3 separate regions of the Homo sapiens genome follow, and regions 2 and 3 are each linked to region 1. Evidence: chromatin loops called from intact Hi-C (ENCODE). Cell type or tissue: endothelial cell of umbilical vein. All regions are shown on one strand.

Region 1 (8,000 bases):
TCAAAACCACAGCAAAATAGCACTTCACATATGTTAGATTGGCTATTACCATAAAAACAAAAGACAACAAGTTTTGGTGAGGATGTGGAGAAAAGGGAACCCTTGCACATAGGTGATGGAATGTAAGTAAGTTGGTACAGTCATGATGTAAAACACTGTGGAGGTTCTAAAAAATTTTTTTGAATAAAACTACCATATGATCCAGCAATCCCACTTCTGAGTTTATATCCAAAAAAAAAATTGAAATCAGGATCTCAAAGAGATAGTGCACAACCATGTTCACTATAGCATTATTCACAATGACCAAGACATGGAAACAACCTACATGTCCATCAGCAGATAAATGGATAAAAAATGTGGTCTATACACTCAATGGCATATTACTCGGCCATGTGGAGATCCTTCCACATGAAACAGCATAGATGAACCTGGAGGACATTATGCTAAGTGAAATAAGCCAGTTACAGAAGGAAAAAATCCTGCATGATTTTTCTTACATGAGGTAGCTAAAATAGTCAAACTTAGGGAAGCAAAGACTTGGACAGTGGTGCCAGGGACTGGGTAGAGGCAGAAATTGGGAGCTGTTGTTCAATGGGTATGAAGTTTCAATGATGCAAGATGCATGAGTTTTAGAGATCTGCTTTACAACACTATGCCTATAGTTAACTGCACTGTGCACTTAAAAATTTGTTAAAGAGTCTGGGTGCGGTGGCTCAGGCCTGTAATCCCAGCACTTCGGGAGGCCCAGGCGGGTGGATCACCTGAGGTCAGGAGTTAGAGACCTGCCTGGCCAACATAGTGAAACCCCATCTCTACTACAAATACAAAAAATTAGCCAAGCGTGGTGGCAGGTGCCTGTAATCCCAGCTACTTGGGAGGCTGAGGCAGGAGAATTGCTTGAACTGGGAGGCAGAGGTCGCAGTGAGCCGAGACTGCGCCACCGCACTCCAGCCTGGGTGACAGAGTGAGACTGCATCTCAAAAAAAAAAAAATTGTTAAAGAGAGTATATCACATTAAATATTCCTACAAAAATAAATAAATAAATGAATATTCTTTTTAAAAAATGTTTATTTTATTTTAAGTTCCAGATACATGTGCAGGACCTGCAGGTTTGTTACATAGGTAAACATGTGCCATGGTGGTTTGCTTCACCTATCAACCCAGCACCTACGTATGAAGCCCTGCATGCATTAGCTATTTATCCTGGTGCTCTCCCTCACCTCCCTTGCCACCAACAGGCCCCAGTGTGTGTTGTTCCCCTCCCTGTGCCCATGCGTTGTCATTGTTCAGCTCCCACATATAAGTGAGAACATGCAGCATTTGTTTGGTTTTCTGTTCTTGTGTTAGTTTGCTGAGGATAATGGATTCCAGCTCCATCCATGTCCCTGCAAAAAACATGACCTTGTTTCTTCCTATGGCTGCATAATAGTCCATGGTGTGTATGTACAATAAATATATATTCTTGCCTGATACAAACACACAGGTACACAAAGGTGCACAAGGAAACTTTAGGAGGTGAATATGTTTCTTGCCTTGATTTTAGTGATGGTTTCACAGGTGTATGCCTATATTAAAATTAATCAAACTGTACATTAAATATGCCAATTTACTTCAATAAGGGAGTTAAAAAATTAAAAATGAGACTGGTGGGAAGACCAGAAAGCAGTCTTCACATATTTAAAGGGTTGTCCTGCAAAAGAGGGATCAGACTTTTTATTGCATCTGGCTCTGGAGGACAGAGAAAGGGGCAAGGCATATAGATTATAAAGAGGTAAGGTTTAGCTTGATAAAAGGAAAAATCCTAATAATTATAGCTATTTAAAAACGAAATATGCTTATTGAACTTTTAAAGGTGATATTATGGACAAATACTTAATGAAAAAGGATAAAAGATGGTTCTAAAACATGAGTAGTACAATTCTTTTAGAATAAAGGTGTGCATACCCATGCACGCATGTGCACGCATGCACATGCACACACACACACACACATACGCACACCTGGGCACATACATCAGAATGTTCATGGTGTTTATCTCTGAGTGATAGTATTACAGATATTTTTAATTTTTATTTTGTACATTTTGGTTTTGTTTTCTAAAATTATTACAGTGAATGCAAATTATTTTTCTTATGACAGGAAAACACTGTACAGCAAAAATGGTTGTGGGACCTAGGGAGTTCTATTTTGTTGGAGGTGTTTGAGCAGAACCTGTAGTTGCTGTTGATAACTCCCAGGATGTTGAAAAGGAGACTGTTATAGACAGGAAGATGGCTATTACCTCTTTTAACCTCTATGGTGCTTCAGATTCTGAGAATCTATTGCACAAAATAATAATTATAACTAATAATTATAACCACTATAACTATTAACATATAACCTGTAGTTATTAATAGTTATGATTAATAAAGTCATAGAATCTCAGATTTGTCAGGGAACTCAGAAGTCAACTTTCCCAGCCAATGTAAGACAGTATGAAAAATCCTTGGCCACACATGCGGATAAAGGATTGCCCATGGCTGGGAATGTATATCCTTTCCTGCTGCTCACTGGTCTACACTAGCAGGTAAGAAACACATTTGTCTCTAAACACCCAGCCCAGTGGTACATGAAATGATCTTCATCTATTTGTTTCTCAAGCATGAAATGATAGCCTACACACAATCTTTTCATATTGTAGTCACTCTGTGATCTTTCAAAATGAAAATAAAGAGGTCTTGTCACTAGGTGTACAATCTATTTTCCTTGACTTGAAATCTCATCTTTTATTTCTTCAAAGCACATAAGGACTTTATCTTTAATTCTATCTTGTATTCTGTTATCAAATCCATTTGTTGTTGTTCTATGTCTGCTCAGGATGTCTGAACATTTTTACATAGAGTAACTTTAAGTGTGAACCTAAGTCGAATTCAAAACAAGACATCTAACTCTAAGAAAAGCCTTAGGTAAAACTTTGAATATATTTATCTTGAATGCTACAAGATGTCCAAATTATCCCTAGACATCCTCTCTTCACTTTCTTCAGACACCTAACCCTTCCTCCCTCTGCCACCTCAAATTCAAAATTCACACTTAGGAGAAAGATTTGTAATTTTTTCAAATCAAAGCTTATAGTAGAAGCCAATCAACTAATTCTGTAATTGTCTCTTAAACACCCTAAACTATGCAGGACCACTTCATTGCAAAAACAAAATAAACTCTTGAAATCACAAGGTAATATATAGCAATTAACAATTCAACATTACAAACAGTAAGTGCTATTGGTAAATGCTACTTAAGTTCAGGAAATAAAAGGTAATTATCTTTGAGCTGACAAATTTACCGCACTACCAATAAATGAAGGAATTACTGTATAGTGTGCTAGCAGGGATCCTGGGAGATCTGGTGGAGATAGAAGTTCTAGCTGAACTTCAGAACCCTCCAATACAAACAGGCTTATCTGAGGGGACAGGTCAGTCCTGCACACTATTGCAAGTGTTATCAAAGTGTGGTCCACGGACCAGCATCCTCTACACCACTTGGGAGCTTGTTAAAGGTACAGAATCGAGGGCCCCGTCCAGAACTAGTAAATAAAAAATCTAGATTTTTAACAAGCTCCCAGGATGATTATTCATATGCACATTGAAGTTTGAGAAGCTCTGGTCTACACAGTGGCGATTCTGCTCAGTTTCTTCGCATTTTAGTCCTGGGCTTTCAAAGCTACTTGCTTTTTTAAATCAACTATTAATTTGTAGCCTACAATTGTCACAACTGCAAAATTAACTCATTACTTAACTTTATTCTATTTCTCATGCATTTCCCCCTCAACGTCCCTTTTTCTCCAACGGTGGTCCCTTGAGAATGACAGATTTTTCACCACCCAGCAACCAAGGCACTACCCCACATCCTACACGAGGGGGCGCATGAGGACTAAGATTCGGGATCTTCTAGGCCATCTTCTCCACAGTGATTTTTATCAGCGACGGCCCCCTTTCTCCAGGATTGGTTTCCCAATGACATCACTTGGAAGCATGAAGAGTTGCTAGAATCCTCTCCTCCACTCACAAGCCAGGCATTTCCTGAACCCTTGCTGCGTTCGCCGCTTTCCACCCCATACCATTTCCCTAAGAGACAAGCATTCAGATGATCTACCCCCAGGGGTCCCAGGGAAGGAGGGAGAATCATTGCTTTAAATACAACGGCAGATCAGAGGGCCCTTGGTCAATATCCCTGCTCTCATTTCTCCTGTGTTTCATCTTCCATCAGGTCATACAGCCTTGAAAGTCTTTGACACATCACCCCTCCCTTCAGATCCCCACCTCTCCAATATTTCAGCAGAGCTTGGTCTTTTATAATCTAATTTTAAAAAACTCTTGCTCCATTCTGTTCTTTTACTGCAAACAGAGAGTAGCTGAGTGAGTGGCGTGAGGATGAAGAGTCCAGAGCTGAGGCTTGTGGATTTCCTGGGAAGTTACTCACTCAACCTTTGGCCTGGGGAATAATTAGAAAAATGAATGTTTCATTCCCTTGAGAAGGCTTTTTCTTTGTCCACTGGAACCCAATACTGGCGCTGTGGCTGTGTTTTAGAGAGTGTCTAGTGGCGCTAACTTGCTAAATCCATGAGGTTTATCACTGTTATGCACAGTGCCCACCAAGTGTTGGCAACAAGCAACTCGTAAATGCATTTTGGCAATTACTATGAAATTTTCAGTGTCATATGGGTCTTCCACCTCCTAAAAGCTTTTGTCCTGATGAAAGCTTTTATTTTAACTGTAGTTTTTCCCTAATAGGGCTCTATTTCAAACTTTAACAGTTGTAATTATTTGTATCAACGTGCAATCCCACACTTAAACAAATTGGAGCCCACTCCAGAACAAAATTAAAATGGCTTCAAAGAATGACAGAAAAACATTTCTTTTGGCAAGGAATAACAGGAAGGCAGAAGGAATACAGGAGAGATCCAGTGGAGAGGATAAAGCAATGGGAGGCCTTTCCACATGTGTAGCCTCTTAAAAAAATTGCTACCATTCCTTATGTTGCCTATGCAGGATACAACCCTATCTCTTAGTAAAAATGGTCTCCCCACCCCCACAATTCTTGTGGCTATTACCAAACAGTGCTTCTTATAAAAGAAAAAGAATATGACAAAGCAACCACAAGGAAGGTTAAAAAAAAAAGATAAAACCCGGGGCTAGAATACACCCAGTTGATGCTCAATAATGATTGACTTAAATGTTTGTGTGGCACAAGGTACAGAGTGGATTTCTTTCACATCAATCTGGAAATTCATAGCTTCTTCAGGCTTCTTGTCATACATATCGTGTGAAATATTTTATGACACGGCTCTGTGGATCCTGAAATGCTCGGTCCCGTTCTGTCTGAAAGTAGCACTTCTCTCTTCCTGTTGGGCCCCTCACCAAGAGCCCTTAGCGTCTGAGGCATCTCCCTGGTTATACTTTCATCAGATGGTGAAGCGGCCGTGCATTCATTGCACTTTCCCCCCAACACAAGCACTTTCATTGTTATCATTTACTGATATCAAATAGAGAAGTAAGTCAGGTGAATCATCATATACTGTGTATTTATCACAAAATCGAGCCTACCCTTTATGCCTGGGAGAACACTGGCATGACCTAGTTCACTTCCCTAGGGCTGGATACCCTTCAAGTCTTCCTCCGTGAAGGAGAATCTTTCTCCTTGTATGAGCCAAGAACACATTTTAGTGCAGCATTTCCTTTGTAGTTCAGATCTATTTTAATTGGGTAAATCTTTCATTACATAAATACAAATATTAGCAGGGGCCAGATACTGTATCAGGCTCACCAAAGCCAAGTGGCTGGAGGTGCTGTGCCCCACCAATAGGCTTTTTTTTTTCCACTGTGATAATTTCTGTTCCTTAACATAGGACATCAGATAGAAACCATTCCATTTGCAGACAAGAAAATACATCTACTGTCCAATCTACATGTATTTGTATGGCCGGGAGGAGAGGGTAGACCATTCCAGGCCTGGGAAGCCGTCCAGGGAAACAGGAGGAAGAGAGCCAGGGAAGTGTGTTTAGAGTAGAGAGAGCATGATTAGACTCAAGCAAAGGAGCACATCACAGGAGGAAAGAATAATTATTTTGGACGAGTGGGCAGGATAGTTTGGGGAGTGCCCTGAGAGCTAGTAAGGGGTCATGGTCATGACATCATAGGCAGTTGGGAGCCCTGCCAGACTTAGAGTGGTGGCATCTGAAAGAGACTAGGGTTAGGCATGCAGAGTGGATTGGGGCTACAGAAATCCATGGCAAAACTTATTCATGTCTTTTTAAAGTCTTTTTGGTTACAAGCATCAAAGCCAGCAAAGTTTGGCTAATCAATAAACAAGAACTTACTGTAAAGATGCAAAGTCATCCTCAGAAGTCAATAGCAGATGTAGCCCTGCCTCTTTTGACTCGGTTCATTCTTTGGCATTGCCTTTTGGTTTTCTCTACACACTGACTTGTTCTGATTCTCCCTGCGTATGGCCACCATGGCTCCAAAATTCATGTCTGAGCCAAACACAGACGCTGATCTCTAGTTATCCATTTCTTTAAGTCCAATTCCAAATTCCCAAGAGAAAGATATTGATTGTCCAGCTTGGGTCAGTGAGAACTCTGATGCAATCTATGGCCAAAGTGGAAGAGTCATGGTGGATGCTCGGTTACTTGGCCTTCCCTTTTGTGGAGAGGGGGATGATTCCTTGAGAAATGGTGTCATAGACTGGGAAGGAACTCCAAAAGATGTTTACAACCACCTGCCAGAAGTCTGCTGGTGTATTTTAATACTGCCATCCTGCAAGCTCAGTGTCAGTAAGAACAGAAGAAAGGGATAAATAGAGGTAATGTTTGTCATATTTCTAGAAACCGGACAGGTTTAGGACACATTGGAGTGCCAGCCATGGGAATAACATCAGGATAGAATGGTCTGGGCAAAGCTGAATGGGAAGAGGCATTTCCACAAAACTGCCCAAGGCAGTGGCACTACTAGGTTCAGAAGAATTCAGAGACCCAGGGAGGGCTGCTATTTAGAATAGCTCAGAACATCACAAGTGTGCTGGCTTTCCACTTTAATGTGAAGCTGGGTGTGGAGTTTTTAAAGCTCTATGCAAGACCTCACTGTTCCCAAAACATGGAAGGAAGTGTTTGACCTCAGAACATTCTCATATTATTAATCAACACACCAAATATTTACCCAGGACCTAGTCTGTGCCCAGTGCTGTTCGATACTGTAGTGCTCGGTCAGTGCTGTAGAGACAGAAGGGCCATCCCTCTGCTGTTGTAGAAAGTCCCTTCAGGGGTTCTGGAGGGAGTTGGGTGCCAGGAAGTTTCCCAGACTCCTCTCAGCCTCCCTTCCCAAACTCAAAGAAACGTGCTCCCTCCACTCTCCTCTTCTGCCTGCCAGAGTTTCCAGATTTGTTCTGTTTTGCAGTTGCGTCAAGCCACACTCAATTCCAATCCTAGCAGAAGGCATAAATTAACATTTTATTATGCGTGCTTGTTAGGGTCTCTTAAAGCAGACATGCAAATTCGAGGCTCCCATAGTAAATTAGGGCATACCCAGATTTTGCTGAAAATAAATCAAGTCGCCCTGGCCAAACCCTTGGAAAGCAGCACTTCTCTGAGCTATCCTGGGACAGATGCTCCCCTCAGCTCCTGCCCCAGGTTGTTTACCCTGGCCCCTGGCCATTTCCTGCCCCGTTTGGCACCCAGGTCCTCTCTGTCCAGCTGCCACTGGCTCATAGGACTCTTGGTCGACTTTCACTTACAAGGAACCAATTTCACAAGCAGCTGTAGGTGAGCCTTTTACGGGCCTCTGGCGAGTGAGTGAGAGGCCTCGGGCCTTCTCCCACAAGCAGCTGGACAAATATATCTGCCTTGGCTTTCCAGGGGGACCAGCTATTTTGAGGCTCCCCTTTGATTGACTCTTCCTACTACTGTGCCTTTAATTGCAGTTTATGGATCTTAAAACCTTATAGAACAGGAACTTCAAGCTAGACA
Region 2 (8,000 bases), 740 kb after region 1:
GAAATAGTTGGCAGTTGTCTTCATAGATGAAGTCAATGTAGTCTTATTCCTTTGCCAAAAGGCAGAGAAACCAATTCCTGGTGTCTGGTTTCCCTGGGGCTATAAGGCCAGTTCACGTAGGACCACTGGGAAAGACAAGCTTTGGCATCACCACAGATTTTTAACAAGGCGCTATACTACTTTTAAAAAAGATTTAAGTAATTTTTTCAAGAGCTTTGGCTTTTGCTATTTTTACTGACATTTTGAAAGTAGCAGTGCTTACAACATTTTAAGTCTAGATGTCTCTATGGAAACCCAAGATAACTCATATTTTATGACCAAATGACAACCTACCTAGAGTGTTTATCCCATTGGATCACCATAGGTCATCTGCAGTATCAGAAACATCTTAGGTCTATTTTCCAAAACCCTATCTTATCAGGCATAATGAAATTTATATAATTATTACTTTTGCTGAGGAGGAAATTAGGAAGGAAAGAATTTATTTCTCAGGCTTAATTTTGATGCTTATTAAGATATCACTATTTAAAACATTCTTATTAGAAAAATTTTTTTTATCAATTTTGGCAGACAGTAAAAGAGGAAGAATGCAATCAAATAATTTAATAGTTGCTTTGAAATTTATGTCATTAATTTTCCTCCTCTCCTTTCCATCAGTGTCAAATACATTTTCTGTTTAAAATGTAACAGCTCCTCTTCCCACAGACTGCTTATTCATTGCAACAGAGAAAAAAGGTAACTATATAGTGAAGGAATAGGACAACACCTTGACCAGATGACCAAAATTGACATCACCTTGGTGTGACGGCCTTTGTGTGCCTCCAGATGTGATATCCTGTGAGGAACTTAACATCAACCAGCACCTGAATCTAATCACAAGAAAATATCAAATAAATTTAAAACAAGGACCATTCTATTATTTAAAAAAAGAAGAAGAAAACAGAAAGGAGGCAAAATGACTGTATTATTTAAAAATGTCAATGTCATAAAAGACAAAGAAAGCCAGTGAAAATGTTCTAGACTAAAAGAAGCTAAAGGCAGACCGGTGCAGTGGCTCACGTCTATAATCCCAGTGCTTTGGGAGGCCAAGGAAGGAGGATTGCTTCAGCCTAGGAGTTCAAGACCAGCCTGGGCAACATAGTGAGACCTTGTCTCTACAAAAAAAAAAAAAAAAAAAAATTAGGTGTGGTGACATGAGTCTGTGGTCCCAGCTACTCAGGAGGCTGAGGAGGAAGGATTGCTTGAGCCAGGTTGAGGCTGCAGTGAGCTGTGATCATGCCACTGGACGACAGAGTGAGACCTATCTCAAAAAAAAAAAAAAAAAAGAAAAAGCTGGATTCAAGACAAGTAAATGTAATGCTGGACCCTAGACTGGACCTGGGATTATAGGGTAGTGGGAGAACTTCTTTACAGGACATTATTGGGTCAGCTGACAAAACTGTAATACAAATGATAGATTCAAGTATATCAATGTTAAATTTACTTAAGTCAATAACTATACTGAAGCATTTCGGGGTAAAGGGCCATGGTGTGTTGTGTTTGTGTGTGTGTGTGTGTGTGTGTGTGTGTGTGTGTGTGTGTGTGTATTTTATATATATATACTTTTCCCAGTAAAAAGTTTAAAGAAAAATTAAGAGTTCTTGCCTACACTGAAGCTCTTGGCCATCTATTTTCTCTCCATGATACTCCAAATACAACACAGGAAGAGATGGTTGTGCCAAGTAACAAGAAAGCACAAAGATATTTTAACATGATCTTTTATCAGTGATTGAAGCCTACCAAAGCATTACATACCACCCATTCTCCACAGTTTGTTGCAAAGACCAGCAAACACTGGATAACTCTAGCAGCTTCTAAATGTAATCATTTCCCCCTAATTTCTCTCAACAGGGCAGTGATTCTAAAACCTTTTTGTATCTCACCACTTTCAGAACTATTTTGTACACAAAACAAGTCTTTCAGCTGGTGTCTTGGACAGGCACTATCAGTATCAATCAATGGAATTCAAGCTGTTGAACTAGGACATCTTAATATTTTAACCCGTGTCTAAGTAGCTGGGGAATGTGGTACTCAGGAAGCTGAATGACCTCAACATATATCCATAATTCCTCACTGTCACTTGGAAATTGCTAGCAGAATTCCATAGAGCTAATGTCTATGACACCCTCAGTGGTCCTGCCCTCCAATCTGCAGTATGCCATATTAATGATTTTCTCCCAAAGCGATGGAGGGAACTGTGCCCCAGTCCAAACATTTAGGACAGATTTTCGATAGGTTAATTACTGAAGAGGGAACCAAAAAGATGGTAAACCACAATTAAATTGTTCAGCTATGCTTCAGAATCAGGAAACACTACTTATCCATCATTCTCCAAAACAGCAAAGACGGAACATATGTATATTGTTAAGTCTTTTCTATCCTTCCCTGTCTATCACTTTATTATTTCCTTCATTCTTTTAGTAGCGACAGTCTCTGGGCTAGAATGCTCATATACTATTTTCGGCTTTGGCTTTTTGTCCTAGATAGTCTTCTTATTCACTTTTCCCCAAATTTCAATCAGTAATTTCATTTAGCAAATGTTTACCAAGAACCTACTGGACATAAGATGCTCAGCCAGACTTACTGGGTGGTACTCTAGAGAGGCAAAACTCCAGGTTGGTTGTCCTACAAATAATCCCCAAGAAAATGATATGAACACAATAAATGCAATGAAATCTGCTTGCAGGAAAGCATAAGAAGCCAGAAATGAATTACGACCAACTGCAAAAAGGAACAAACTAGTAGAAGCACTAAAATTCAATGAGAAGATAATTTTTAAAGTGGATGAAATTGAAGGTGCATGTAACATTATCACAGATTTAAAATCATGCATATTCTCCATAAAACTTTTCAAATGCAGTTAAACACACACACACACACACACACACACACACACACACACAAAACCAAGCAATTATAAGTCCTCTGAAGCATGTAACTGTGATTAGCTGCTACTCTCAGCAATATAAAAATACTTTCACCACAATTACATTCCAGCCTGTAATGTAATTCAAAACAAACAAGTCAGAGACATCGCTCAAATGACAGAACCAACAAATACAGATGCTTTGCATCAAGGAAATGAATCTACTGAAGAAATGCAACTGAGGAGCAGCAGCCCCTCCAGGGCCTGGAGCTGAGCTTCTGGTGGAACGGCGAGGCCCCCTTCTGGGCAGAGGCACACAGTGCGCCCAGAGGGCTGTGCAAAGCTGCCCTGTAGTCATGGAGGTGAACTGGGGACTTCCTGCTGTGGATACCCTTTCCAGTGTTGTGTTCAAAATTTTACATTTTAGATTTTAAATTTATTATATGGATTATAAAAGAAATAACCATTTGTTTCAGATTAAATTGATCATTCTATTTTTCAGTCAGCATTCTCACCACCAAATGGCACCTATCCCCTTTACCCTGTGTTCCTTTTGCTTTTTGCCATAACTCTTATTGTCCTCCAATAAACTGTGTAATCTATCATATCCATCTCCCCTTGCTAGAATATAAGCTCCATGAGGGTGGGATAATTTGGTTTTTTGCTCAATAACAATTGTCCCATTTATGTCTTTATCTTTTAAGACTATTCATCTTCAAATAAGACATAAATAAGGTTTTATTATAGCAATATGCTATAATTTTTAAGTGACAACTCAAGCACTTGTTTTAAAAGTATGCATTTTTTCTAAATGCTTTATAAAAGCAAAGTCTTTTCTAAGGACCATATAATTATGGTCTCTATATACACAACTTATATACAATTTAGAGAGAAGTCACAGCCCCCAGTGCCCTGGAAGAACATCGTAGCTGCAAAAAATGAAGAATCTGATTCTGAAATGCCAGTCCTGGAGAAGGTGTTCTCAGGGTGGCAAACTGCAGTCCAAACACACTCCAGGTCCCTGGGTCTGGCCACACATTCTCTAAGAAGTCAGCACTTGCCTGGACTGGGCACTTGTGGCTAGAAGGGTATGCACTACTTGCTAATTTCTAAAACCTCAAACCTTAATTTTCCCCCATCTTAAAATGGGAATCAGCTTCTGGAAAAGCTAATAACTGTTTACAATTGTCAGACTTCTAAAAAGTGCTAATTTGTTCCCTTAACAGAGCAAATGATGAGAGACACCATTTTCCTGCAGATTAAAAACAATATATAAACATATGATTCAACGATGTCAACAGCTTTCAGTCTATGAATCTTGTCCAGGTCACTTTGGGTCACTTGGTTCTTTCATCAGAACATGTTCAAGATTTCTGACATTCCTTTTTCCGAACTTTCGATTTTGGTGCTGTGAAAAGAATAGAAAAGAAAAAGAAAATGAAGAGGTAAGCTCATAGCAGATTCTCTTTGTATGGATTTAAGGGAAGGACATTATCCACAACAGAAAACTGACCATTTGGATTTTCTTGTTTGTAGAAGGTCTTTAACATTTCCACTGCTTCCTCAGCCCGATATCCAGGGATACACTGATGGAATGAGAAAGTTGAGAATAAACATAGGCCTATGAAAATGTGTGCTGTATCCCATAAAAACAACATATATATACATGATTATGTAAACAGATTTCAGATGTTAATAAACTTTGGGGATATTAGTAACATGGGTAAGGAGGTACACTTCCAAAAGATGTTTGATATATCATCTTTTTCATTACTCCCAATCAACTGTTATTAGGCATCACTCCCAATCAACTGTTATTCATCCATTAACTATTATAGAAGTTACCAGCTTTGTGATCTTGGGTTAGGCACTTAAACTCTCCATGCCTTATTTATACAATGCTGGCAATAATAGCACTTACTTCAGGGGATTTTGTGAGGATTAAGTGAGATAATACCTGTTAAATACCAGGCACATCATAAGTGCTCATTAAGCATTAGTTATTTTTATCTGCTCCTATTTACTAGTGGTCCATTAAGCATTCCATGCTATAGAGCTAGGGTTGGCAAATTATACTTGGTGGACCAAATCTGTTCCATAGCTGAGAACTGTGAGCTAAGAATGGTTTTTATATCTTAAAAGCTTTGTTAAAGAAAAAAAAAGACTAGGTGACAGAGATGTAAGCGGCTCACAAAGGGTGAAATATTTACTAGTTAACCCTTTGCAGAAAAAGTTTATCAACCCTTGCTACAGAGGATTTTAAAAAATAAAATACAGCTTGTTCTATCTTTAGCATCTAACTGGGGAAAAGAAATCATAACATGTGAAAGAATAAATAAGAAATTGTGCTAACAGTAAGGAGTGTTATATGAAATATTACCTGAAGAACATGAAACTTGAACTTGCCTTAGAGATAGAGAATATTTAAAGAGGCTAAGCAGAGCATTTCAGGGAAAGGGCAAGAAGAAGCCTGGGTTGTGTGTGAGGAAATCAGCTGACAGAGGAGGAGACTATTAAGGAAGCATAAGGAAAGAAAGACAAAAAATTGGGGTAAAAATATGTACGGCTTTGAAAGCTTGTCAGAAGAGTTTGGACTTAAAACCAAGCACCCTTCTGAAGTGCATGAAGTGACACAATGAGCATCTGGAAGGAAGGAGCCAGAAAGCATAGGCACAGAGGACAGGAGGACCAGCTACTGTGAGATGCTGTTCAGAACGAACCTCCCATTCTCCTGTGTCTTCAGTCTGCCCTTGCCTGGGCCTCCGACACCTGCATAAACCTTCGCCATAACAAATAACCTTCCATCCACCCTGTCCCGTCAAAGGCTGACACCCTGCTCCTGCCTTCACTCCTCAGTGGCCTCATCTTCACTGGCTTGAGTTCCCAGCACTTCACTGAGTCTGCCCTCTCAGAAATCCCCAGGTCCCTACTGACCAAAACACTTGCCTCCTTTCAGATTCCTCAACTCTGCAGTCCTGGAGGCAACTGGCCACACCTGCTCTGTCTGACCGCTCTTGCCTCCCTTGGCTTCTCAGCATTTTACCATCCTAACCACTGCCAGCCAGTCCCGTCACAGCTGCCCCCTGCTTCCTGCTGTGTTAAGTGCTGGAGCTCCCCAGAGGTCCCCCTCCACTCCACTCGCACACTCAGAGCCCTCTCCTCTTACGTGGGATGAGAGCAGTGGTTCTCAACCATTGCTGCTCAGGAGAACCAGTTGGAACTCTCTGGAAACACAGCACTGTTGGCCCCCTGCCTTCTGATTCAGATGGTCTGGGGCAGGGACTGAGCAGAGTCAGGCACAGAAGCCTCCAGGTGATTCTAACGGGCAGTCCGGGATGAGAACTGCTGAGTTACAGGCCTCGAAGGAAACTGCACCGCCCTAACACACCAATATAATATATTATTTACATTTTCAAGTATCCATTATAGCAACAAATTTGTGGTGTTAATAAAAAGCAAACATTCATAATAATTTTTTTTTTTGAGACAGTCTCACTCTGTCGCCCAGGCTGGAGTGCAGTGGCGCAATCTCGGCTCACTCACTGCGAGCTCTGCCTCCCGGGTTCAGGCCATTCTCCTGCCTCGGCCTCCCAAGTAGCTGGGATCACAGGCGCCCGCCACCATGCCCGGCTAATTTTTTGTATTTTTAGTAGAGACGGGGTTTCACCATGTTAGCCAGGATGGTCTCGATCTCCTGACCTCATGATCTGCCCGCCTTGGCCTCCCAAAGTGCTGGGATTACAGGCATGAGCCACTGCACCCAGCCATAAAACAAAAATTTTAAAAAACAGAGCAGGTGTTATAATTAATCACCATCTTCTTTGAAAAGAATAGTTCTGTAGGCCTCTAGAAATTTTAATGCTGCTTATAATACAGCATGAAAAGAATCTGCAATTCTGCAGTAAGAAACAGTATCCCACCTCCCAATCACCTGCTGCCTCCTAAGCCCAGACGAATTAAAAAAAAAGAATACCCAGCATTCAGAGCCTGGGCCACCACTGTTCTCCTTAGAATCTAAAAGCACCTTTAAAAAAACCATAATTTGGCATTCAGCCTGGAGATATGGCTGCAAGCCACAGGCATTGATTTGCAGCTGAGCCGATGTGGCTAGGTATATACACTGCAAATGAACTTGTTTTGGTTCTGCTGCATCGACTACAAAGATGTGTGAGAAAGGACTGTGTTTGTGCCCTCATGTCACTGACATGTTGGAGAGAAATATTCCACCCATGTATGACATCAAAAGACTCATCTTTGTTCTGCCCAGAAACTGAAAAATTATTTAGATCATTCTCATAAAGGAAATATGGAGTCAGCAATTCATTTGCAAAGAGTTATGTAAGCAAAATTTGAGCTACTAACAGAAGTGATTGGAAAAATCAAATCACTTTCTAAATGTCTTTAATGATCAAACCAATTGTATCCTTTACTCTCCATCATTGCATTACAATTTCTTTTCTGATGTAATGTTAAACAGCATTTATTCTCAAATGCACAGAAGTTGATAGGAAAGCTAATGTTGAGCTAGAAAACTCAAGAACGTTTTAAAAACTCGTTCTCAGTGAGACTCAGCCAAATTTAGTCCTTCATAGGTCCTTAAAGTATTCTAGGAACCCCTGAGGTTTTTGAAGTGAACTGCCCAGCCATATCCAGCATCTGTTAAAGCTTTTTCTTTTTAAAGCACAATACTTTTACATTAACCTTACATCTTGGAGAGAAAAACAATCAAACCAATTAATGAAAGTAGGGGTATAGTCACAGGCCAAACTCTGAAATACAAATTCCTTTTGTTCATAGTCTGACCCATAAAAACTTTGGGAGAAGTGGCAAGATTAAACGGAAAGGAGAATTTCTAGGAGACTAAAGACATGGATTCTTAAGTCTGGGGGAAATTTCAACATTAAAAAGACACACAAAAAAAGACATGAAAATACAGTGATTGCTAGATACTAAAATAAGGATGTGGCAATCAAGCAAAATGATTAAATTTGTACAAAAATATTGTGTGTGCTGTAAATAGTCTCTAGCGTCACTGACACAGGCCAAGCATCACCAAACTTGGTAGAGCATAGAGCTGGTAACGTTCATTGAATAA
Region 3 (8,000 bases), 70 kb after region 1:
CCTGTCTCAAAAAAAATAAATAAAATAAAAATTTTAAAAATAAAAGTTTTGGAAAGTCAAGGTTAACAGCTGAATCAGAATCCTTACCTGGTGATGAGTTATATAAGTGATGCCTAAATGTCCCTGTGAGTGTATGTCCATGCAGTCATGGCATTCTAAAGGTTCATCTTTTTTACTTACAAAAAGGCTTCAGCTTACGTCTATCATTAGTTAAGTTTAGAAAGCCTTCAGAAAGGCCTCACCTGTTCCCACTGGGAATGCACTGCTGCTCTGATGCAATACTACACTTTAGGTAATGCCACAGCCATGTTACTGACAATAGCATATGACAAAAATGTCTCCCCGCTATTTTCATTAGCCAGATTCACTCCACCCATGACAGATACCCATGTTCTACTAAACTTCACACCAGTGCATTATCAGGAGGACCAATGTGCTTCCACTTATGTATTAGAAAGAAAAGTGGATTATACTTACAGGAGGCCCCAATACAATTGGCTCTGCTTGCAAATACTGTCCCATGGACAATGGTGGGTTATGGTATAAAGCCCTTCTGGGAGATGGCGCTCTTATTGTGGTCATGTATCTTCTCTCTCTTCTAGGAGAGAGGTCTCTTCTTGCTGTGATATCTTTCCCAGGAGACACTGGCCTCCTTGGAGACAAATGCCTTCTTGGTGAAACATCTCTTTGGGACATCTCTCTTCTCAATGCAGCTTCCTTTCTTGGTGAAAGATGTCTCATGGGTGACAGATCTCTCCTAGGTGATAAATGTCTCCTGGGAGATAAATCTCCTTTGGGTATCAGATACCTCTTTGGTGAATTATCTCGACAGGGTGAAGAATCATATCCTGGAGAGGAATGGTGGCTTGAGGGTGAGAAGTCCCTGGGAGAGGAGCTTGGCTCTGAAGGTAGCATGCACTCCTCATCCATACAACTAGGTATGTCCAATCTGTCTTTGTCTGGTTCTGAGTCCGTACTTTTGCTCTGGAATAGCCTCTGGTATTCTGTCATCTGGGTATCTTCACATGAATCACTGGGTGTCATAAGCTGAGTAACTCGAATACTTGGCAAAGTAACCAAATAGCTGATCAACGAAGAATGTCCCAGGGAACTATCTGAAGGAACCCCGTGGGGTACGGCGCCAACATTCACAGGCAAGGAGGAGAATCTAGGAGGCTGAGGACTGGTGCTTCTTGATCTTGTTTTTGGTGTTAAATCTCCCTGGTCGTCAAAGTCATCTTCATCTTCATCATCATCATCATTATCATCTCCATCCTCACCATCTGATTCCTCAGCATCGGAGAACTGATGATCAGTTGAAATGCTGGACATGCTATGCTTCTCTGCTGCTTTGTGCAAATCTTCCAAATTTTCTGAAACAATTAAACAAAGATAATGGAGATCAAGATCCAAATATCAAGGTTAGGATCTTATTTAAGCCTCATTTCTTTCTAAACGCTTTTCCCAATCCCTAGTGCCCACAGATAGTTATGTCTGAGAACTCCTATAAAATGAGGCACTTACCTGTGTGACCCTGCGTTCATTCTATCTTCTTGTATATCTATTTGTTTTCATCCCCAACTTACAAGAAAGATTCCATAGTAGGACTTTATATCTCAGACATCATCCCACTCACAGAAAACCCTCAACAAATGAGCATGGATAATGTTAATTATGATGCTAGAGGAGAAAGAAAGGCAACAACCTGTCTCTGCAAGCTCAGGTACAAACGTATGTCTAAGTGATGTAACTCAGGAGGTCTGGCCAACCTTAATGATGTTTGTTTGCTAGTTTATTTGTTTTCCTACTGGGTTTCTTCTTAACTTGAATAATAATACATTAAAATGCTTTTCAAATTCCCCAAAAAGCCTCATAAAATCTAATTTGCTATCACAAAGCAAGTGCAATTCTATTCCCTTCATAGAAGGCTCTAAATATAAGTATTTTCAAAGTAAGGCCTTTTTTGCCCTCGGAGTCAAAACTGAAATGCATTTCTTCTCAGTAGATTTCAAGCAATTCAATGTGTCAGTTTTATTTTCTATATTTAGTATTTAATAAAATGAAAAGTGATCACTTTTTAAAAATATCTAAACTTATTTTACTACCTCAGCCACAGAGCTCCACTGTGCATAATGAAGAGGTCTGTCAACTCATTTATGACATACACACCTGCTTCCTCAGTTTCTGTATCATCCACCGATGTCATTGAGACTCCCAATTCCAGGCATTTTTTCATGTGTGCTTTAGATTTCATATGCTTCGTTAGGTTTCCTTGAAAATGTAGCAAAAAAAAGAGAGAAATTAATTGGTTATCAAATTAATAACTGCTGATAGCTGCTCCAAATTCAATGTGAAATGAACTAATTTTATTAAATTCATCATGTAACACAGATTTGTTTCTACCCACTACCCCTTGTTTCAACCTTAAGAAGAATAATCTGGTCTTTGAAGATATCAATCCCTGAGAGCTTTGGCCCAATCTCAGATATTCTTTATTCTAGAAGATATGTGGAAGTCCAGGCTCACATCTTTTCAAGAGTAGGCTCAAAGCAAGACTAGAAATCCCAGGCTTTTCTGCCTGAGAAGGGACCTCATATCTACCCAAATACACCAGCCTCCTGGGACTCCACAGAAACAGGAAACGCAATCTGGCCACACACCTCAGAGATACTTCAGAATGAAATATTCTCAACACACCCACTGGGCCCCTGACCTTCTGTGACTGATCAGGTACAGAGTAACCTCCAAGGATCTTCACCATTCAGAAGAAAAATACATACAAACTAATGTGAGGGCCAACCTTGTCAGTGCTCTGAAAGATCCATACAAATAATTAGCTAACTACTCATAGGGAGCATTATTCCCAGTATTTAGCATCTATCTGTCTGGCATATGTTAGCAAAAGTTATGACAGCAATTCCTAAAATTCTGGAGCAGCAACATTCCCTCTTTACTTATCTTCAGGCTCCTATCACACTAACAAAAAAGAAAGGTTTCATGCTGAATATGTTATAATGATAATGGCATATACAATTATATGTGTATATACATGTGTGGATATAAATTATATATATAATTTGTATAACTGCTTTATGAAATGTGAGAAATTTTGAAAACATTGTTCCAATCCTCGTTGACCCAGGATCTACAGAAGAATGCACACACACACACACACACACACACACACACACACACACACATACATATAAATTATATGCCATATAACTTATCAAAAGAGATTCAGGAACTAATTCAGTTGTAAGGCGCCTTTACATCACTTCAGTGAAAATAGCCATAATGTTATCTGTGCCCTTGACAACGCTTTAGCAATGTACCAACAAATACTTTAAGAGAAGGCTCTGTGAAATCTCCGTGGAAACTCAGCCTGCTAGCACAGTTTATTCCTCTGGTAGGGGTGTTCAGCTTGCTGTTCATGTAATATATGAGCCACAGTTAAAACTGGGACACTGTTGTTTATTATTTTACTCATATTGCTTTATTATTTACTTATTGCTTATATACTTATAAATTTTACATGCTGTTTTGAATAATTCCAAACAGAAATATTTCCAGGCCCCCACTCCTCCTATTTATCAAAACTTATATCTACCATTTTTTAAAGAGCCCAAAAATGTTATAGACATATCAAGAATGCTTAAATCTAGAAAATTAATGAAATGTATCTACAAATTAATAAAAATCATCACTTGTGCCAGAGTGCAAGTACGCTATGGATGTGTATAGGTATAGATGCTAAGCATATCGGGATAGTTTATTTAGATTTTAGTATGTGTTTCTTTCTCCTACATTTTTCTCTCCATTCCAAGGATAGTCAGGCTTTAGACTCCCATCTTCAGAATAGGTCTGTAGCTAGAAATCTGGATCTGAAACAATTCTACCATGGCTTTAGTTTGTTAAAGTCATGAGCTGCAGAAGTAATGTATAAGGACAAGGAGAGGGAAGGAGAGTGGCGGGGGAGGCCCCTGAAGAAGTGGCACAGACAAGGAGAAGGGATTGGTCATGCAAGGGCGTTCCATCTGTGCTCAGACGACAATGTGGGTTTGGACAACAGGCATTTCAGTCGGAGGTGAAAACTGGCAGGGTTTCCCAGGATGTTTTGCTCATTTTAAGATTCTGAGACATTTGCACATTCCCAAAGGGTGACAAGGAAACTCCAATAATGACCAAGAATAAATTATTTCCTTCAGGAGATGATGATTCAGAGGCAGACTTAATTTGATTTTTAAAAATATCTAGAGATGTGTCATTTCTTCATCCAGTTTTTCACACAACTATACCTGCAGCAAACTCATATGCCCAGTGAAGATATGTATCATTCGTAATGACTATTGAATTGCAATATTCCCTGAAACCAAAGTTTTTATTTTCTTATCTCCTAGGGAATCTCTTAGTAAAGTTCTGTATAAAAGGCTTGATTGTGCAGAGGTGAGTGGTATTTAAAAGGCCATATGATTATTTTTTGAGACACAAATGAACACATACTTTTTTCAGCTTCAAATGAGGCAATTCTATTACATAGATCTTTTTAATAAAAGAGAAACAGATATGTTGAGAGGCTACCCATTTACACTTCTAGCAATTTAGGATTTTCAGCTATAAAAGAATATAGGTATACATTTCTCTACCAAAGATAATTTTACTTGGTATTTCTTTTTCTTGAATGAGCAGATTAATCAATATGAAAATTTAAAGTGTTGAGGGGGTGCCTATAGTATCCACTAAACCTAAGGTAAAACACACTTCTGCAAAAGTCGAACAACCTCTAATTCACTACTGTTTGTATTCTGAGACTACCAGACTTATGAACATTTTCATAATATTATAAAAAATAAAAATATAACCGAAGCAACTTCCTTGAGTAAAATATTTTTACATAAATCTACCTGTTAAAAACAGATTTTAAAAAAAAATTTTAAGGCAAGTCCTAGTTTTATAAGACTAACAGTTATGTACTGAGAATCAGAAATTGTCTCTGTGCTGATAAAAACAGGGAACACAAGCTATCAAATTTCTATGCATAATTAATGCAACTGTGGATGAAGGCACCCACCTGGGAGTGTGTGGGTCTCTACATTATTTATAATCTTGAAACTGACCAAGAGCACATGTTTTCTTCCCAGCTGCTGCCTTGCTTCTCTAATACCACTGCATGTGCAGGATTTCAATACTGGTGTAAATATTATCTAGACCACATAACATTTCCAACATGAAGTAATAGCTATCCAGACAATTTGTAGCCACTTCCTTTGGAGACAACTGGCCTGGACCTATGTCTACTGCTCTTAATTAAGTCATAAAAGGAGCCTCACAGTCTCACATACATCCTTTGATCACTTACTTGAGGGAGAAAATATATTTCGTGGAATCATATTTTCACAAACAAACTATCTTTATTGTTGATGAAGGTTAGTTATAAAATAGCACTCAGAAATCTAAGTAGCCATAGAGAAGTATTTTTCCTCTCAAAAAAATCAGACTTGTACCTTTCGTTTTGAAGGCAAAGTTACATAACTTGCATACATAAGGCCGAACATCAGTATGGGTACGGATGTGTTTTTTGAGCATGCTTGGCTTCTTACAGCGAATCCCACATTCTTCACAAATGTACTTTCCCCGGCCACGTCCTCTGACATATACATAATCTTCATTCGATTTGTACCTGTTTTAAAAAGAGGGAATCCAGTGTGTTTTCAAATATTCTTAGCATGCTATATATTAAAGCAAAAGCTAATTATTTGCACGGCAAAGTTTTATGAGGGTCTTTTGCAGACAATTATTCAACTTTACTTCTACGAAGCCTGTGAAATTTATGCAGTAAATGGCTGAAAGAACTAGATAATAGATTTGGCACTGTAAACAAAATGTAATGCTCCATGGAATTCAAAATGGAATTGGCTTCACTATTACATGTGAATTTATAGAGTTGGGAAGTAGATGTTCAAAATGACTTATGTAAACCTCAAAGAGCTGCAGACCTTTGGACTGGATTCTAGTATGGCCTCCAATCAAGGGACATACAAAAAGCATACCAACATGTTCATCATGTATCTTTTGTTAACATTACATCATCTAAGATGTACATGTACAAACATACAACCCTCTAAATTTGCTAAATTAAGTATAACTGATAATAGAATTCTTCATTGCAAGTTCCTACTCTATTTTTACAATCCTGGCACGAGAGTGCCTCAGAAATTTCTAGTTTACACAGGGTGAGCTCAGCTCACCAACTGTTGTCTACAGATTTGATCTGCTCTTCCCAAAGACCATGAATCTGTAATAATGTGGAGTCTAAATTTCAACTAGCTTCTTCAAGGTAGTTACATAATGAAAACTAGAGATTCTATTTTTAATCAAATTTGCATTTGTTTCCAGAAGGGTTTCATAGAGATGTTTGAAAGGATATCTGAGGTCATCTTGCTTAATCAAATCGGCTAGAAAAACAGTCTTAGGTATTTTCTTTGATAATCAAGGGAAGAAATCTACCCAATGCTCAACCATTCCATTTTAGAATACAATAAAACATAATTTGTCATAAGATATAGTAGTAGTATACGGACTAATTCAATGACTGTCATTATCTCTTAAGTCAAAGCTAGGCTAGAATTTTGGGTCTAATGTTATTTTTGGAAAGACGCTCCATTTGGGGAGTTCTTTTCATAACTTCCAAAGGTAAACTGACATGCAAAATGCCCTAATCCACTGTGGATTTAGTTAAAGGCACTAAATTTACAGTTTTTTTACATTCTAAGAGCATTGCAAACTTCCTCATTTTATCCTAGCTAATCCACAAACAGGAATAAAGGCAAGTTTAACTTCAGTCATCCAATCTATTGAAATAATTTTAAGAAAGGAAATCCATCCACATATTTAAACAGCAACTCTGTTACGGATTCACATCTAATCTTAACGTTATCTACTTTTTGGTCAGTACCAATCCAGATGAGAGTTAAGTAGAAACTATTCAAAACTATGAATAATCAATTTTGCATGTCTTCCGTTCCTTTAAATTTCCCCCCTTTTACCAGGAATTTTGACTTCCACTTGTTCTTCAAAATTATTTTGAATTTTATCTTTGTCTTTTGCAATAAAGTAGAAAAAACCCTAAAGATGCAAATGTCTTTCACCTTTAAATTTCACTATTCTCTGCCCCTAACTAGATGAAATTGCTTAAGACATATAGACTAAAACAAATACTTTTGTACAAAGCTAATTTTCTTCAAGGAAGGATACTTCAAGCTTACTATAGCCTGCCATCATAGTGATGGGAAATGCATTTTATCATCAAGCAGTATAATTTTATTTTCAATGTCTTAGCTGATTAACTTGCTTCCAGAATGAAAATACAGTAAAATTCTGTATAAAATATAATGATGTATTAGAGAAACTGGTATAAATAATATATCATACAACAGTTCTACAGGCCCATGAATCTACTTGATAAGGTAATTGATGGATTTTGAAAAACATTCAAAGCTGTGTTTAACTAAATTATTGAATTTATTATTAAACCTATCAGTTAGACAATATACACTTACAATTTTGGTCAGTAATACTTTTTATTTTTTTAGCTATCACTTTGCAATTGCCAAAATAAGAGGAGGTAACACAAGGTTTGGAAAAAACACTTGGTCACCACTGGGCAGAAATTGGGCCACAGATTAAGAAGTAATGGGACACAGCCCATAAAACGGGGCAATTAAAGGAGGAGGAAATGAAATATGGGCACAATCCTTTTGGATCACCAAAACACAGCAATAAAATGTTCACATACGCTTTTTCACTTGTGTCCTTCGTTAGTGGAGATGGGCTCCCCAAAGCATACAGTAATTGTGGAGTTCTCGCTAATCTATTGGTGCAAGTACACTGCTATGAAGGCTGCTGAATGTGAGAGGGTTGATTCAGTCACAGGGACCTCTCAGTCTCTGAGGAGAGATAAAATCTATATTTCTCTCGTTTGTGTTAAAAGATGGGGGATG

What was found. Peaks named below come from ENCODE experiments on the same cell type or tissue, not always from the same donor. Only the 100,000 strongest peaks of a DNase experiment are listed, where the experiment ranks them.
Region 2: it touches region 1 in a loop (16-fold over the local background); 99 of 110 quality-filtered maps call a loop at or near these places.
Region 3: it touches region 1 in a loop (7-fold over the local background); 3 of 110 quality-filtered maps call a loop at or near these places.

What each region holds. Positions count from the first base shown.
Region 1 is chr6:142,689,151-142,697,150 of GRCh38, forward strand. No RefSeq gene overlaps it. Among named protein-coding and RNA genes, the nearest start is that of HIVEP2, 250 kb to the right of the region's middle. In endothelial cell of umbilical vein, a CTCF peak has its summit at 3,899 (motif pointing right); DNase peaks (open chromatin) are centred at 4,031 and 4,491; H3K27ac peaks cover 1,227 bases.
Region 2 is chr6:143,424,194-143,432,193 of GRCh38, forward strand. It overlaps ADAT2 (adenosine deaminase tRNA specific 2), which reads right to left. Exons shown (of 6, transcript NM_182503.3): 5 at 4,419-4,491; 6 at 1-4,313. The coding sequence ends at 4,270. Among named protein-coding and RNA genes, the nearest start is that of ADAT2, 23 kb to the right of the region's middle. RefSeq lists an enhancer at 3,276-3,345. In endothelial cell of umbilical vein, a CTCF peak has its summit at 3,199 (motif pointing left); a DNase peak (open chromatin) is centred at 3,118.
Region 3 is chr6:142,759,295-142,767,294 of GRCh38, forward strand. HIVEP2 (HIVEP zinc finger 2) reads right to left here. Exons shown (of 10, transcript NM_006734.4): 7 at 5,505-5,680; 8 at 2,170-2,271; 9 at 478-1,373. Among named protein-coding and RNA genes, the nearest start is that of HIVEP2, 180 kb to the right of the region's middle. RefSeq lists an enhancer at 2,551-2,600. In endothelial cell of umbilical vein, no CTCF peak of the experiment used is centred here; a DNase peak (open chromatin) is centred at 4,107; H3K27ac peaks cover 753 bases.